Linked DNA regions of Homo sapiens: region 2 is linked to region 1. A link is an interaction called in ENCODE POLR2A ChIA-PET data of the cell type or tissue named here. Cell type or tissue: B cell. All regions are shown on one strand. Each heading gives the region's core, and the rest is flanking DNA. Links, peaks and the distances in the headings are about the cores only. Region 1 has its middle 12 kb from the start of PHC1. Region 2 overlaps RIMKLB (ribosomal modification protein rimK like family member B).

What was found. Peaks named below come from ENCODE experiments on the same cell type or tissue, not always from the same donor. Only the 100,000 strongest peaks of a DNase experiment are listed, where the experiment ranks them.
Region 2: POLR2A ChIA-PET joins it to region 1 with 7 read pairs; 2 of 35 experiments call an interaction of 5 or more read pairs at or near these places.

Annotation. Positions count from the first base shown.
Region 1 is chr12:8,898,177-8,907,061 of GRCh38, reverse strand. No RefSeq gene overlaps it. Among named protein-coding and RNA genes, the nearest start is that of PHC1, 12 kb to the left of the region's middle. RefSeq lists an enhancer at 1,430-2,086. In B cell, for the core only: no CTCF peak of the experiment used is centred there; DNase peaks (open chromatin) are centred at 3,658 and 4,131; H3K4me3 peaks cover 348 bases; H3K27ac peaks cover 694 bases.
Region 2 is chr12:8,768,861-8,777,745 of GRCh38, reverse strand. RIMKLB (ribosomal modification protein rimK like family member B) reads right to left here. Exons shown (of 6, transcript NM_001297776.2): 6 at 555-4,425. The coding sequence ends at 3,962. It overlaps A2ML1-AS1 (A2ML1 antisense RNA 1), which reads left to right. Exons shown (of 2, transcript NR_046715.1): 2 at 1,362-1,535. Among named protein-coding and RNA genes, the nearest start is that of LINC02972, 15 kb to the left of the region's middle. RefSeq lists enhancers at 4,638-5,137, 5,138-5,639. In B cell, for the core only: no CTCF peak of the experiment used is centred there; no DNase peak of the experiment used is centred there.

The DNA.
Region 1 (8,885 bases), core at 675-8,674:
AGGACTTTTTAAAAAAAATATTTTCCACGCATGGTCCATGATCTCTACCTGCTGTGCGGCTCAGAGCAAACTTGCACATATTTCAGGCAACTTAAACCTCCTTTTCATATGCTAAATTCTTCCCAGGTCGTACTCTACTGGCTAAGGAACAAAAGTCTCACCCGGCATCCAGTTCTCATTACAGTTCTTGGCTATTCTTATAAATCTCATAGTATGCTTTGGAAGGAAAACCTGCATTTGATGCACCCACCTAAGGCCAGTGATGTCTGGAACTCTAAGATTGGATTCCACAGGAGGATGCTCTGTGGGTTCTGCGGACCTCAAACTCTCCAAAGAGGAAGCTGTTGGCAGAGGTTCTGAGGTCTAGTATTAAACCCTCCTTAGAATTTTCTCTTGCAGACCGGGCACAGTGGCTCATGCCTGTAATCCCAGCACTTTAAGAGCCCAAGGCAGGCGGATCATTTGAGGTCAGGAGTTTGAGACCAGACTGACCAACATAGTGAAACCCTGTCTCTACTAAAAATACAAAAAATTCAGCCAGGCGTAGTGGCGCATGCCTGTAGTCCCAGCTACTCAAGAGACAGAGGCAAGAGAATCGCTCAAACCTGGTAGGCGGAGGTTGCAGTGAGCCGAGATCACACCACTGCACTCCAGCCTGGGTGACTGAGCCAAATTCGGTCTCAGAAAAGAAAAAAAAAATTTTTTCACAGTTGTGATGCTGCTTGGCCCCAAAATTGTTTAGAATCTGAAATTTACTGTCTAATCAGAAAGTGGGATGGCGTTGCATGTATCCAGGCTTTTGTGCTGCTGTTCTAAGCAGGGGGCCTGGTTAACATGTGACACCCTCCTTTGGTACTGTTTGGCCCCGGTGCTCCTTGAAGTCTAGGGAGGCTGGGAGGCTTTAGCCCTTCAATATCGAACTGCCATGGAGGCTGCTTTACCTGAAATTTTGGTTCAGAGCCGTCCTTGTATTTTCTATTAGGTTGAAGTAAAACCGCAAGCTTGTATTGCTATCTCGTGGCTAAGGTTCCAAGGTATTGGATCTTCGTTGATGTATGTGTATACATGTCTAGATGTGTTTATTTGTTTGTACACCTACTGTTATATGTTGTGTCTACCAAATTGGCTTATAAGTAAAAGTGCGCTCATAAATCAAGTAAATAAGTCTAAGCAATTTTCAAGTTCACGTGACTTAAAGTGTAACTTAACAAGCTAGCTTTAAAATTATTGGCAGAATAAAAATAGAAATGCCTTCAGAATTGTCCGCATACCTTCCACCGTTAACAGCGCCACTGCATTCCAGCCTGGATGACGGAGAGAGACTGTCTCAAGAAAAAAAGAAAAGACCCAAAGAGGCAATTGCTTGAACCTGGGAGGCAGAGGTTGCGGTGAGGCAGAGGTTGCGGTGAGTGAGATCGTGCCATTGCACTGCAGCCTGGGCAACAAGAGTGAAACTCCGTCTCAAAAAAAAAAAAAAGAAAGAAAGAAAGAAAGAAAAAAATACAAATTTATAAAAAACCAATTCACTATAACAACAACTTACACAGCATTTACATTATATTAGGTATAAGTGATCTAGAGATGATTTGAAGTATACAGGAGGGCCAGGTGCAGTGACTCATGCCTATAATCCCAGCACTTTGGGAGGCCAAGGCAGGTGGATTGCTTAAGGCCAGGAGTTCAAGACCAGCCTAGCCAACTGGTGAAACCCCGCCTCTACTAAAAATACAAAAATTAGCCAGGTGTGATAATGCACGCCTGCAATCCCAGCTACAGGCTGAGGCACAAGAATCACGGGAACCCAGGAAACAGAAGTTGCAGTGAGCCAAGATCACTCCACTGCAACCCAGCCTGGGTGACAGCAAGACCCTCTCTCAAAAAAAAATAAGATAAAAAAAATGTATACAGGAAGATGTGCATAACTTGTATGCAAATACTATGTCATTTTATATAAGAACATCCTCAGATTTTTGTATATGCAGGGGGTGGCAACTAGAACCAATACCCTGTGGATACCAAGGAACTACTGTATACCTTTTTACACAAAGAATTATAAATTATGGGGATGTGACAAAACAAAGGGGCTTGGTGTAATGGCAGTAAATTGTGGGACAGTGACTAGGAAATATAAAGGGGGAACCAGTGGAAGTTAAAGGTTATTTTAGTAAGACTATTTGCATAGATCTATTTCAGTGTCAGTTCCCTTTCTATGGTGATAAGAATGTTCTCTTCCTTGTACACAGAGGGCATGTTTCTCATGGAAAATTGTATGACCTGCTTTCAGGTAGAAAGGGAGAATCAGAGAGCTTTTCCTGCATCAGCTGTTTCTCCAGTGTCTTCAGCTCAAATGAATATGCCAAAACAACATATTTTGGGGTGGCATAATCTGAAGCCCTTTATTTATTTTTCAAAAAGCAGCAAGCAGCTGAACGTTCTCTGCTGCCTGAAGTTTAGCCGGTTGCCAACTGTATTAGTGCGCTGGCAACAGGGAAATTCATGTTGTCACAGGGTTGGACTAATCAATGGGTAAGTACTCAGGTATCATTTTGAGTGGCAGCATTTTAGTTCTGTAAAAGTGATATTAAAATATAATTTTCAAAAAGCTAGAATCATAACTCATGCAAATATAAAACGAACACGTCAAAGATTTTATACAACTTATTAATTAATGAAAGAATCTATAAGATATCAAAATCAGTTCAAAGTGCGTTTGAGAAGCATGGGTGTTTCTAGGCAATTTAACAAAGGAATGTTAGTGAGATTGCTGTATTGGATACAAAAGTGGTTAATGTCCTATAGGACCATGAAACATAACCTTCAGGATTATCCTTTCCACCACCAGACAGCAGCCAGTTGCAGCTATGAGTTAATCTCTGCCTCTTCTGACTTGTGAAGTGACTGAATTGATGGGAATCAATCAAAGACACAAGCCCAGTATTGAACTGAAAGAACACCTGGTAACCTCTTCCTTTTCCAACTTTCAGAGGATATCTGTGGCAACTGTAAATCTGACTAAGGAAACTGTTAGAGTTGCCAGAGTCCGAGAAAATGGATCACCCCATCAGTGCACTCTGCCTCAGTTCTTTTTCTTGACGACACTGGAGATAGCCAGTCATCACACCTTCAGCAAACCTGCTCCTCCCTTAGACTTCCCTGATTTGGAAAGTGGCAATCCCAATTGCCCAAGCAAAAAACGTTGAAGTCATTCTTGACTCTTCTCTTTAGATCACCCCCTACATCTGAGTCATCCATTTATTCAATATTCAACAAAAATACATTGAGGGCCTCCCCTAAGACAGTCACTTTTTTTTCTGTCATGGGTGGCCATCAGTAGACAAAACAGACAAAATGTTTACCCTCATGGAGTTCACATTGTAGTGGGGGAGAAAACAAACAAATCAGTAAAATCTAAAATCCATGGGAATTCGCATGATGAGAACTGCTATGGGAACATTTTTTTAATGGAAAAATGTCAGGAGAATTGGAAGATGGGGCTTAGAATTTTAACAGAGTGGTCAGGGAAGACTTCACAGAGAAAGTGGCATTTATGAAGAGATGTAAAGGGAACAAGAGAGGGGGCATGTGTGTATCTGCTCCAGGTGGAGGATTGTGTGCCCGGTGTGTTAGAACAGCAAGCAGAGTGTGCCTGGACCAGAGTGAGTGAGATGGTTTAGCTGTGTCCCCACCCAAATCTCAACTTGCATTGTATCTTCCAGAATTCCCACGTGTGGGCTGGGCGTGGTGGCTCAAACCTGTAATCCCAACACTTTGGGAGGCCAAAGTGGGTGGATCAACTGAGGTCAGGAGTTTGAGACCAGCCCAGCCAACATGGGGAAACCCCATCTCTACTAAAAATACCAAAAAAAAAAAAAAAAAAAAAAAATTAGCAGGGCGTGGTGACAGGTGCCTGTAATTCCAGCTACTCGGGAGGCTGAGGAAGGGGAATTGCTTGAACCCAGGAGGTGGAGGTTGCAGTGAACCAAGATTGCTCCAGCCTGGGCAACAAGAGCAAAACTCCGTTTCAAAAAAAAAAAAACAGAATTCCCACTTGTTGTGGGAGGGACACAAGGGGAAGTAATTGAATCACGGGGGCCCGTCTTTCCCATGATATTCTCGTGATAGTGAATAAGTCTCACAAGATCTGATGGGTTTATAAAGGGTTTCCGCTTTTGCTTCTTCCTCATTTTCTCTTCCACTGCCATATAAGGAGTGCCTTTTGCCTCTGGTCATGATTCTGTGGCCTCCCCAGCCATGTGAAACTGTAAGTCCAATTAAACTTCCTTTTCTTCCCAGTCTCAGGTATGTGTTTATCAGCAGCATGAAAACAGACTAATACAGTAAATTGATACCAATAGAATGGGGCATTGCTGAAAAAGATACCTGAAAATTTGGAAGTGACTTAGGAACTGGGTAACAAGCAGAGATTGGAACAGTTTGAAGGGCTCAGGAGAAGACAAGAAAATGTGGGAAAGTTTGGAACTTCCTAGAGACTTGAACGGCTTTGCCCAAAATGCTGATAGCGATATAGGCAATAAAATCCAGGCTGAGGCCGGATGCAGTGGCTCACGCCTGTAATCCCAGCACTTCGGGAGGCCCAGGTGGACAGATCACTGAGGTCGGGAGTTCAAGACCAGCCTGACCAACATGAAGAAACCCCGTCTCTACTAAAAATACAAAATTAGCTGGGCGTGGTGGCACATGCCTGTAATCCCAGCTACTTGGGAGGCTGAGGCAGGAGAATCACTTGAATCCAGGAGGCGGAGGTTGCGGTGAGCCAAGATCGTGCCATTTCACTCCAGCCTGGGCAACAAGAGTGAAACTCCATCTCAAAAAACAAAAAACAAAAAAAAAATCCATGCTGAAGTCGTCTCAGATGGAGATGAGGAACTTTTTGGGAACTGGAGCAAAGGTGATTCTTGTTATGTTTTAGCAAAGAGATGGGCAGCATTTTGCCCCTGCCCTAGAGATCTGTGGAATTTTGAACTTCAGAGAGATGATTTAGGGTATCTGACAGAAGAAATTTCTAAACAGCAAAGCATCCAAGAGGTGACTTGGGTGCACTTAAAGGCATTCAATTTTATAAGGGAAGCAGAGCATAAAAGTTTGGAAAATTTGCAGCCTGACTATGTGATAGAAAAGAAAAACCCAAGCCAGCTGCAGAAACTTGCATAAGTAGCAAGAAGCCTAATGTTAATCCCCAAGACCATGGGGAAAATGTCTCCAGGCCATGTCAGAGACCTTCACGGAAGTCCCTCCCATCACAGGTCCAGAGGCCCAGGAGGAAAAAGTGGTTTCGTGGGCCAGGTGCAGGGTCCCCATGCTGTGTGCAGTCTAGGGACTTGGTGCACTGTGTCCCAGCCACTCCAGCCATGGCTGAAAGGGGCCAACGTACAGCTCAGGCTGTGGCTTCAGAGGGTGGAACCCCCAAGCCTTGGCAGCTTCCATGTGGTGTTGAGCCTGCAGGTGCACAGAAGTCAAGAATTGAGGTTTGGGGGCCGGGCACAGTGGCTCACGCCTGTAATCCCAGTGCTTTGGGAGGCCGAGGCAGGCAGATCATGAGGTCAGGAGTTCGAGACCAGCCTGGCCAATATGGTGAAACCCTGTCTCTACTACAAATACAAAAATTAGCTGGGCGTGGTGGCACATGCCTGTAGTCCCAGCTACTCAGGAGGCTGAGACAGAAGAATCGCTTGAACCTGGGAGGCGGAGGTTGCAGTGAGCTGAGATCGCGCCACTGCACTCCAGCCTGGGTGATACAGCGACTCTCCATCTCGAAAAAAAAAAAAAAAGAATTGAGGTTTAGGAACCTCCGCCTAGATTTCAGAAGATGTATGGAAATGCCTGGATGCCCAGGCAAAAGTTTGCTGCAGGGGTGGGGCCCTCATGAAGAACCTCTGCTAGGGCAGTGCAGAAGGGAAATGTGGGGTTGGAGCCTCCACACAGTCCTTACTGGGACACCACCTAATGGAGCTATGAGAAGTGGGCCACCGTCCTCCAGACCCCAGAATGGTAGTTCCACTGACAGCTTGCACCAGGCACATGGAAAAGTTGCAGACACTCAATGCCAGCTCGTGAAAGCAGCCAGGAGGGAGGCTGTACCCTGCAAAGCCACAGGAGTAGAGCTGCCCAAGACCGTGAGAACCCACCTCTTGCATCAGCATGACCTGGATATGAGACCTGGAGTCAAAGGAGATCATTTGGGAGCTTTAAAATTTGACTGCTCTACTGGATTTCGGACTTGCATGGGCCCTGTAACTCCTTTGTTTTGGCCAATTTCTCCCATTTGGAATGGCTGTATTTACCCAATACCTGTATACCAGTTGTATCTAGAATGTAACTAGTTTGCTTTTGATTTTACAGGCTCATAGGCAGAAGGGACTTGCCTTGTCTTGGATGACACTTTGGACTGTGGACTTTGGGGTTAATGCTGAAATGAGGGCCGGGCGCGGTGGCTCATGCCTGTAATCCCAGCACTTTGGGAGGCCGAGGCGGGCGGATCACCTGAGGTCGGGAGTTCGAGACCAGCCTGACCAACGTGGAGAAACCCCGGCTCTACTAAAAATACAAAATTAGCCAGGCATGGTGGCACATGCCTGTAATCCCAGCTGCTAGGGAGGCTGAGGCAGGAGAATTGCTTGAACCTGGGAGGCGGAGGTTGCAGTGAGCCGAGATCGCGCCATTGCACTCCAGCTTGGGCAATAAGAGTGAAACTCCATCTCGAAAAAAAAAAGAAATGCTGAAATGAGTTAAGGCTTTGAGGGACTGTTGGGAAGGCATGATTGGTTTTGAAATGTGAGGACATGAGATTTGGAGGGGCCAGGGGCAGGATGATATGGGGTTTTGCTGTGTCCCCACCCAAATATCAACCTGAATTGTATCTCCCAGAATTCCCACGTGTTGTGGGAGGGACCCAGGGGGAGGTCATTGAATCATGGGGGCCCATCTTTCCCATGATATTCTGATGATGGTGAATAAGTCTCGTGAGATCTGATAGGTTTATCAAGGGGTTCTGCTTTTGCTTCTTCCTCATTTTTCTCTTCCACTGCCATGTAGGAAGTGCCTTTTGCCTCTCGTCATGATTCTGAGGCCTCCCCGGCCATGTGGAACTGTAAGTCCATTTAAACCTCTTTTTTCTTCCCAGTCTCAGGTATGTCTTTGTCGGCAGCATGAAAATGGGCGAATACAGTGAGCTAGGAATAGAGGAGCTGGAAGTAAGGTCAGAGTTATAACAAAGTGTGGGAGTGCCAGGGGAGAGGAGAACGGGGAGGAAGAGAGCAAATAACAATTATAAAAACTGACTTTAGCTTTGTTGGAGCTCAGAAAATGATACCCCAAAGTATGGCGCTTTGGCATGCTGAGTACTTTAGAGACTAAAAAGCCTCAGAAGCAAAGTCTCTGACCTTCTCCTGCCCTCCTGTCTCTCACCTCTCTTTCTCCCCTGAGGAGTCACAGAAACCATAATTCCTCTTCCCCAAGGTTGGTCAGAGAAACTAGAACTTCTCTCCCCACAAACAAGCCATAAAACCTAGAAAGGTCACTTTCTCTGTTGTCCATTGAAGACCCTCACTCCAGAAGGGTCCTGCCCCAAACCCAGGAGGAAAGAATGCTGCACAGAGAGGCCAAGAAGGATCTGAACAGAGAGACCTTGCTGGGTTTCCCCGCTTAGTCCATTACCATTAGATCATACCCTTTTGTCCAATCACATTCCTACACCGCTGCCCATTCTTCATCAGACCTAAGCACAGAGACACAGTGTTCTCTGGGTCTTTTGGTCTTCATTTCTGAAGACACTGGTGTCACCTAAAACTTTGATGAAGTACATTTGTTATGCTTTTCTCTTATTAACCTGTCTTTTATTATAGGAGTGCCAGCCACAACCCTTATGATGGGTGAGGAAATATATCACACTTTTTTACCCTTACAGCTTTTATTGCGACTGGGAACTGTTGGAAGGATTTGAATAGAGCAGTAATGTGGTTTGACTTACATTTTAACATCATCACTGTGGCTGCTGTGTTAAGAATAGGCCTGAGAGACAAGGATGGAAGCAAGTAAATGTTAGGAGGCTGTTGCAGTAGACCAGAGGAGTAACAATAGAAGTGGTGAGAAGTAGTTGGATTCGGAATATATTTTGAAGCGAGTCAACAGGATTTGGAGACACGGTGCATGTGGGATGTGAGAAAAAGAGAAAAAACAGGGTACCTCCAAAGTTTTTGGCCTAAGAATAAACTTTAGAGATTATCCTATAAGAGGATATCTAGAGCTATCATTTTTTTTTTTTTTTTGAGATGGAATTTCACTCTTGTCGCCCAGGCTGGAGTGCAATGGCGCAATCTCGGCTCACCACAACTCCCGCCTCCCAGGTTCAAGCGATTCTCCTGCCTCAGACTCCTGAGTAGCTGGGATTATGGGCATGCACCACCACGCCTGGCTAATTTTGTATTTTTAGGAGAGACAGGGTTTCACCATGTTGGCCAGGATGGTCTCAATCTCTTGACCTGGTCATCTGCCCACCTTGGTTTCCCAAAGTGCTGGGATTACAGGTGTGAGCCACCGCGCCCGGCGAGGCGGAGTCTTACTCTGTCACCCAGGCTGGAATGCCGTGGCATGATCTCGGCTCACTGCAACCTCTGCCTCCTGGGTTCAAGCAATTCCACTGCCTCCATCTCCTGAGTAGCTGGGATTACAGGCACGTGCTAGCCACCATGCCCGACTAATTTTGTATTTTTAGTAGAGACAGGGTTTCACCATGTTGGCCAGGCTGGTCTCAAACTCCTGACCTCAGTAGTAGAATAGGAGGCATATGGCCTCCCAAAGTGCTAGGATTACAGGCACGAGCCACTGCGCCTGGCCAGTGTTAGATGACTTATTGTGTAACCCTTAAA
Region 2 (8,885 bases), core at 647-8,646, 130 kb after region 1:
ACAGCTGCATTATTGGGGGAAGGGGAGTTTAGAAGGGCACTGACCCCGAAAGTTCTCAATACTTCTCACTCATCATCAGGAAGGGGGAAGAAGGAAAGTTTTTTCTCTGGGTATTTTTTTGTTTGTTTGTATTTGTTTTTTTGGCTCCTGAAAAGGCTGGTAAAGAACAGTAACAGTGCAAGCAGTTAGAATATTTCTTTAAAAACAATGTAAAAAATGCAAAACATTAAGGATCTTCAAAGGCCAAACTTTCATTAATATAGAAAGAATTTTCACTAGAGTTAGGCAGCCACCCCAAAACAGCATGGCAAAATGGCATTGGTATAAAGGAAATAAAATACCACACAAAAATCCAAAACAAAACTAAAAACATTTCAAATTAAACCTGGAAGACTAGAAGATTCCAACAGCAGATTTCTGTCCACTACTGAAACATTCCAAAATCCAAGCTCCAAAGGTGCCTAAATGTATTTTAAATGAAACTTTGTTTTGTTTTTTTAAGAAGAAAAAAAAAAAAAAAAAAAAAAAAAGAAAGCAAGCAAGCAGTCAGTGAACCTGGTTATAAATCCTGCAATATATTACATTTTTTAAAATCCTAGTACAACAAAAACAAATCTTAAATAAAATTGAACAAACAAACAAATAAAAACAGTAGCAGCAGTGGTTACCTGTCTGAGCACCTACATTTTCTTAGGAGGGGATCGTGTCTCACCAGCCAAATAGCCCATAAACCTTCTCAAAAAAAGTGAGCCAGGAGAAAAGTATAACACAAGATTTGATTTCACAATGTCTCTAAGCCCCACAAGCCCCAAACTGGGGATTCACTGAATGAAACAAATTTGCTTCTCCATTGCTTTCTTCTTGAGAAAAAGAGATGATTTTCAAAGTCAATGCCTTCAATATGTTCTCAAAGTCTGATAATGTGCTTGATGAATGCCAAGTCTCTTGTTGGGTTTTTCTACTGTTCCAGGGTAGTTTTCTTATTGGTAACATATACAGGAAGATTTCAATGTTCATTGGAGAAAAGCCAGCAGAAATGACCAATCAATTATAGGCACCAAAAAAGAAAAAAACTATTAAAAATTTTAAATAGAATAGTTCATACTTGTATGTTTAGATATATAAAGTCCAGTTTTCATCATGGGTGACATAAAAACAATATCAGAAATAATCATTTTTGAAATACAATTTAGAATTACAATTTTAACAATATACAAAAATTTTACAATTCAGATTTTATCATTACACATATTTGATATATACATTCTCTCTCATAATAGCAATGAAGATTATACAAAAGTTATTAAACAATTATGAAAATAAGTTTAACCTAAATATCTGCTGCTGTTTGTTTCCTTAAGGTACTTCCAGAATGATTTGCTCTTATTCTCTACCTCAATCTTGAAGGAATTCAAGAAGATATCCATGTTTTTAAAATCTAAGATAACTACTGCTCTTTTCATTCTAACATGTGAGTGTACGTTTTAATATCATGTGAATGCATAATAGTGAATAAAGCTAATGAACTAATTTCACATATTTCCTATAATATAGTTGGTTAATTTGGTATAAGTTAAGAAAAGACTAACTACATTTTTCCTGATGCCTTACCCCACCAACACAAACATGAACTACATACTTGTGATATGTAACTATTCAAAGTGTATGTGTCATAATACACATGGCAACCAGATGGTCTCTATATGAACATATGAATGATAATTTAATTAAGCAGTTCTTTCTTCCTCATTTATTTCTCTATACCAAATAGTATGCATCCTCCACAGTATGGTCATTCAGCGAAAGAAGTACCAAGTATTTCTTTCTGTTAATGAGTCAGAGGTATTAATATATGTATGTGAGTCCCCCATTTACCCTGCGCAAGATAAGTTCTTTTAAATGCAATTAGAATATCCTAAGATAAATTACAAACTCCTCTTATGTATCCTTTTCTCTGAGGTGAAATGAGACACTGCACAGATGAGAGGTACTATTCTATTCATCAACAATCAACCTTTCACTCAATTTTAATATTATTTAATTCTATGGAAAAAACAAATTTTATTACATTCCTTTTTAAAACGGGGGAAAAACTGTACAAGTAAGCATGATCAAACCTCTGTTATAGCTGGTTAATACTGATCTTTTATTATTGCCTCGAAGTCTCTCTAGTAGTGTCCAAGAAATTATGTTTAAGGTCCATCTGAAGGAAAATAGCACTGGAGAGGCAAGAAAGGGCTTGGGTAAAAGCTTCAGAGGATTCGTAGGGAGATGGAAAACTTGCTGTTTAAAAAATTACGTTGGGCTCTGCAGCATCTCCATTTCTTAACATACCATCCAAACCCATCAATGGGATTAGTTTTACCCATGTTTTAAAGGCTCATATTATATGCAGTTTGGGGGCTTTTATAAATTCTGCAAGTAAAGGAATATAAAGAGTGGACAGTATTGAAGGCTTAAGAGTAGGGCTATAAGAGACTCAATACTACTAAATAAGTCCCCAAACAAAAACATCCAACCCACCCCCAATCCCAAATCCTATATGTAAAAAGAGAAAATGCATAGCCAGAAGCATTAAAGAAAAGCATGTAGCCTTGAATAAACTGTACACTGAACAGGCTAGAAACAAAAGGAAAAAAACAAACAACGTACATATACACAAAAAGGCCTAAAAAAGCATCTACTCACCCTATGTTTTAAGGTGAATACCTCTACCCCAGTGGAGTCTACTTATGAAAACAACTCATCTGTTTTTTAAAGTCAAAAACTCTGTTTCCCATCATGCTCCATTTTCTAAATTATCCTTTTTGATTAGTTGATGGAAACAAAAAGCAAAACACATACACATGCATGCGTGCACACACATACACATATACTCCCTCGTAAAATGTGAAAAATGCAAATATATAACGCTGGCATTCGAAATCACTTCAGCTTTATACTTAGAACTCATAGGCTCTTGATTTGCCCCCAAAAATATTTTTCCTTGTCCTTATTTAAATGCCCAACTACCAAAACAAAAAGGGAAAAAATAAAAGGCTTTAAATGTACATGTTTCAAGTCAGTGTCTTGTTAACAAAAAAGGTAGCATTTTCTTCACTTTGGCCATTGTTAAAGATGCAGGCATAGAGCAGGAAATGTTAGACTAGCATGTATTAAAAAAAAAAAAAAAAGCAACATTAACAGAGCACATCTTTCAAAAAAGACTAAAACACTAACAAATACAAGTGAATGCACATATTTTAAACTAGTGTAATTTTATCTACATTGAATTAATGTTATTTTGTATACCGGACATTGCAATACTGTTCATTTCCATTTCATCATGCAAACATGCCAATTTTGTCATTAAGAAGCCTTTATTGGGTTATATTCAATTTGACCTCCCACCAAATTAAGCGGGAAAAAACAAAAAAATAAGAAATCCCAGTAAAAGAGCCCCTCAAGATTTCATAAACTACAAACTAAAGCTGCTAGTTAATAAGGAAATGGCAGAATTTTCAGAGCTGTATAATACAAAAATTCCTGTAATTTATGCAGATGTTTTCCTCACTGATGACAAATCTTCCAACACAATGTGAAGTTATGCTACTTGGATATTTGTAGCAAAACCATTTTTTTTTGTACAAAAACAAAAGCAAGGGACCATGAAAAAAAAAAAGTATTTGTTCCTCATGGCCTATGAGCATACACATTTTTTAGCAATTTAAAAGGGTAACTATGAGAGCCTGACATTTTTCTATACCCCACCTATTCTGCCTCTCTATTTGTAGGATTTGTAAATGAAAGTAACATCTTACTAGCAGAGGTCTCATCTATCTCCCACTCTCTCCAACTAATCCTACTAATTTTCTCTCATCTTCCTGAGCATCCTCCATGAACAGCATTGCAAGTTGGTTTTAAAAATAGAAAAGAAGAAAGAAAGTTTTACAAGGGTTTTGTTGGTTAATTACCAGTGGAGTCAGTCCACCAGTAGTTTGATTTCATTGGCTAGCAGCTGGTTCATGTTGAACAGGCCCCCTGGGAGCTTGGTGAGCAGCTCTCGCTCCGTGCTTTCAGGGTCGCTGTCAACAGAGCTGGAACTTGCACTCATGTTGTCAACAGCAGTGCTGGCTGGGGGACCCAGCTCCGGCTCACTAGTCTCACTGGCAGTGGACACCACGGAGAGCAGGGACATACGCCGGGTGAGCCGGCCAGAGGGTAGAAGGGAGGCGGCATAGTCTGCTATGATACCAGCTACATCTAGATTACAAGCCTTATCAAAGGCGATGAAACCTACATTTGCATTGGCCTCACAGACGCAGAAGGAGCCGTCATCTTTCATCAGCAGATCAATGCCACACACATCCATCCCCAGGATATTAGACACCTGGATAGCTAGCTGCTTCCCTTGTTCACTCAATGAGCACATCATCCCCACACCACCTGGCAAAAGAAACAAGACAGGAAATTAACAAAATCATAAACTTTTGAAATAAAATTAAAGTTGGCCTCCAAGGCTAAGCCTTTCTTCTAAATTAATAGTGAAAACAAAGGCGTTATTCTAGTGTAAAATTAGGACTTCTAAGTCTAGATTTCCTTAATCAGGAATCCTCTCCCTATCCAGTCTCCCAGGAATTGATGATTTCGTAAGTTGTCAATATTTTTTCCAAGTCTATCTTACTTGCAATAATATAAACCAAGTATAAGGAAGTTCAGCATAAATACAATTAGACCACTTGATAGATGGCAAAAGTATTATTGGTTTTTGATTTATAAAAATAATAAAAATGCATAACAGAACGGAGGATGGGGTGAAATCTGGGAAGGTGGTGACGTGAACACAGTTTTCTTCCTCTATAGCCCCCACTTCAATCTAGCTGTCATTCCTAAACCAAAAGGCTTCTGGGTTATAAGGTAGCTGGCTGGATATAAGTGAAGTCTTTGGCCTTGCCAAAAGGAAGGAAGAGAAAGGAAGTAGAACTTGATTTTCTCACTTGGAGATCAGCTTCACGAAGCTCTGAACTAAGGACAGGAAAGTAAAGAACTTTAAGAAGAGCTTGGTTCCAAGAGCTCTGTGTATCCATAGGAGTGAGGATGACATGTGAGTTTACCCGTAGTGTTTGACCCCAAAAAGGCCAGAAGTAGCTGGACAGGTGAGGTGGATCCTCCCTACCACTGAGGCTGTAGGAATAAAGAAGTCAAGGAAACAAAAGGCTTCTTTTAGGTACCTCCGTAGAAGACTGGCCCGTGAATTAAATGATTCTGCTTCACAGCACTTCTAAGACTGAGGCCATGTAGAATACTACAAATAACCCAAGCTGAGTGAGCCCTGATGTAAAAACAAAACAATAATAATCCATCTATGACTTTGATGAAAGAAATAAGAGCTCTTTAAGGAGATTCAAGTTCAGCACAAAAAGATTTTCTGAAGTTAAAACAAAAACATGATTACTCAACTAAAAAATCCAATAGAGAAACTCAAAGAGAGTACAGTCGCTTTGAGAGTTGACTTAGAAAATCAAGTAATATGCAAAGCATAGCTAAAAATGTGAGGTGAAATCATAAAGATAAAAAATTTGGGCCAGCTGTGATGGCTCATGCCTGTAATCCCAACACTTTGGGAGGCTGAGGTGGATCACTTGAGGTCAGGAGTTCAAGACCAGCCTGGCCAACATGGTGAAACCTCGTTTCTACTAAAAATACAAAAATTAGCCCGGTGTGGTGGCAGGCGCCTATAGTTCCGGCTACTCAGGAAGCTGAGGCACAAGAATCGCTTGAACCCAGGAGGTGGAAGTTGCTGTGAGCCAAGATTGTGCCACTGCACTCCAGCCTGGGCGACAGAACGAGACTCCATCTCAAAAACAAAAACAAAAACAAAACAAAACAAAAACAAAACTGGAGAACTGAATCAGAAAAATATTCCTCAGAAGGACAGAAACAGATGGAGAGGCAATAATTAATGAAGACATTTTCCAGAAAACTGTATAAGGAAGAAATTTAGTCTGCTGACTAAAACAGCTAAAATCCAGGTTGAACTGATAAGACACAAATATATCTACAAAATCCCAATAAAATGTGAGCGCCACTAAAAAAATTTACAAAGAATAAATTACCCACAAAGGAAAAAAATGAGAGTAGATTTGGACATTAAACTGCAACAATAAAATCTTCAAGGCAGTAGAATTGAAGCTAGACTCTTACAATATAAGAATTATATCTCAGACAAAGTATTATTCTTCTTCCAAGGAGAAAGATGTGTGATATTCTGATCTAAATTATATATTGGTTTTTGTCCACAGTTCCTGGCATATCACTCCAACAGCCCTTGTTATAGTCTTTTGTTATAATGTTGGGGCACTTTCCTTAGAAAATAGAATCTAACCTTCCCCTGTCCTCCTTTCACCTACCCCACAGCAGGACTCTAATCTTTCACAGCCTTTCTGATTGTGGGTCATAAGACCTCATTCCAGATGAGGTCCTGCCCCATACCCTGGAGGAAGGAATGTGGCACAGAGAGGCCAAGAAGAATCTGAACATACAGGCCTTGCTGGGTTTCCCTACTCAGTCTACTAGTGTTAGATCATACCCTTTTGGTCCAATTACATTTTTACATGGTTATCAATTATGTCTATCCAATTGGATATCAAAAAGGGCAAGGTTCAGAAAACTTCTGGATAGCTGGACACGTAGAGGCTCCTGAAGGGTGGCAAGCCGTGGGAGGGCATGGAAGCTCCATATCCTTTCTCCCATACCTTGCCCTATGCATCTCTTCACCTGTATCCTTTGAAATATCCTTTATAATATACAGATAACACAATGTAAGTGTTCTTTGAGTTCTGTGAGTTGCTGTAGCAAATTAATCAAACCTAAGCAGAAAGTCACGGGAACCCCAACTTGAAGCCAGTTGGTCAGAAGTTCTGTAGGCCTGGACTTGCAACTGGTGTCTGAAGGGGGTGAGGTGGGAAGTTGGGGATATTCTTGGTGACTCCTGGTGACTGAGCCCTCAACCTGTCAGATCTGATGGTATCTCCAAATAGAGAAATCCCCCACACGTGGTCAAATAAGTGTTCCATGTGAATTGTTGTTGAATGAGAGAATAGAAAAAGCACTTTGAGTGTATTTTTTGTATTAACAGAATATGTGAGGGTATCTATGACTCTGATAGCCCACCAGGAAAAATAATCAAGAAATGATACTAACATACTAGTAAATGGCTAACAGAGATCTCAAGATATGGGAAGATGAATATGAGGAGTAAACCATGGTGAGTACTTTGCAATATAGGTATAATTCATTTTAAGTGGATAAAGACAGACTGCCTGGGAATGGATAAAGTGCTATATAAGGGTTCATGAAACAGAAGAGACATACAGTAAAACAAATTCCAAACAGATGAACTAAAACTATTAGATGATTTCAGCAAAACTGGAATATAAGGTCAATGAGACTAGGGATTTCTGTCTGTTTTGTTCACTAGTATATACAAAATACTGCTACAATAGGCCAGGCGCGGTGGCTCATGCCTGTAATCCCAGCACTATGGGAGGTCGAGGCGAACAGATCACCTGAGGTCAGGAGTTAGAGACCAGGCTGGCAAACATGGTGAAACCCCGTCTCTACTAAAAATACAAAAATTAGCTGGGTGTGGTGGCAGGTGCCTGCATGTGGGAGGCCAAGATAGGAGAATCACTTTAACCCGGGAAGCGGGGGTTGCAGTGAGCTGAGATCATGCCATTGCACTCCAAGCCTGGGCAACAAGAGCAAAATTCCATCTCCCAAAAAAAAAAAAAAAATTATTGCTACAACAGTACTTGACGCTTTGGAGGTACTTGAAACTATTTACTCAATAAATGAGTCAATCAAGTGGAAAGAGTAGGAAGGAAATAAAATTGTTCTAATATTCCCATTGGAGGGGAGAGGGAACAAGGAACACCAGGGGAAAGTAAAGGTATTCCAAAGACTTCATTATTATTATGATGATACAGTGAAGTAGTAAATAAAGTATCAAGGAAAATTATCTTCTCAAGTAACTGTAGAGAATCTGTCTGATTATGAGCATAAGAAAATAGAAGGTAACCATTAATGGAATGCAAAACCCTGGTTGATCTCCCAAATTAACTGGGTTTGGTGGCAGGAGTGAAAATAAAATGGTACCTTACTAACCAGCAAAAATTAGAAAAGAAAAAGAAAAAGGAACAATTTGAGTTAAATAATAAACACAAAATAAGATGGAAGAAATTTTAAGTATATTAGTAATTACACAAAAAATGGACCAAATCTTCCATTAAAAGATGGAAACTAGTCCGATTTGAATAAAAAACAAAACTTAGCTATATACTGCTTATAGAAAACACGCAAAATAAACTTACTTCACAGCTTTATTTCTCCTGACCAGAGTATATATCCATATATACATTTTTTCCTTTGTTAAATATAAAAAACAATTATGCTAGTCACACACCAAAAAAAATTAATGAAATTAAAAAAAAATGTTACAGGCCACATTCTCTGACAACATTAGTAAGTCAAGAAAATCAGAAGGTAATAGGGTAATGGTAAAGGTAGCCAAAAGAATATTAACTACTTTGAGGTTGCAAAACTGATCCCTTGGATCAAAGAAATCACAAAGGAAAATGAGAACCAACTGTAAATAAAAGAGAAAAATGCTTTGTATTAATACCTTCCAACACTGTGAAAATTCTCCAGAGGAAGATGTTTAACATGAATTGCCTTCATTTTGAAACAAGAAACTAAGTGTTCTAGCCAAAGAAACTAGGAAGAGAGATATAATGAAAACAAAAAGTAAAATGAATACAACAGAAAGATAGAATTTTTTAAAAATACAAAAGCTATTTTGACAAGAATAAGAATGACAATAAAGAGAATCACATACAAAGCAGAGA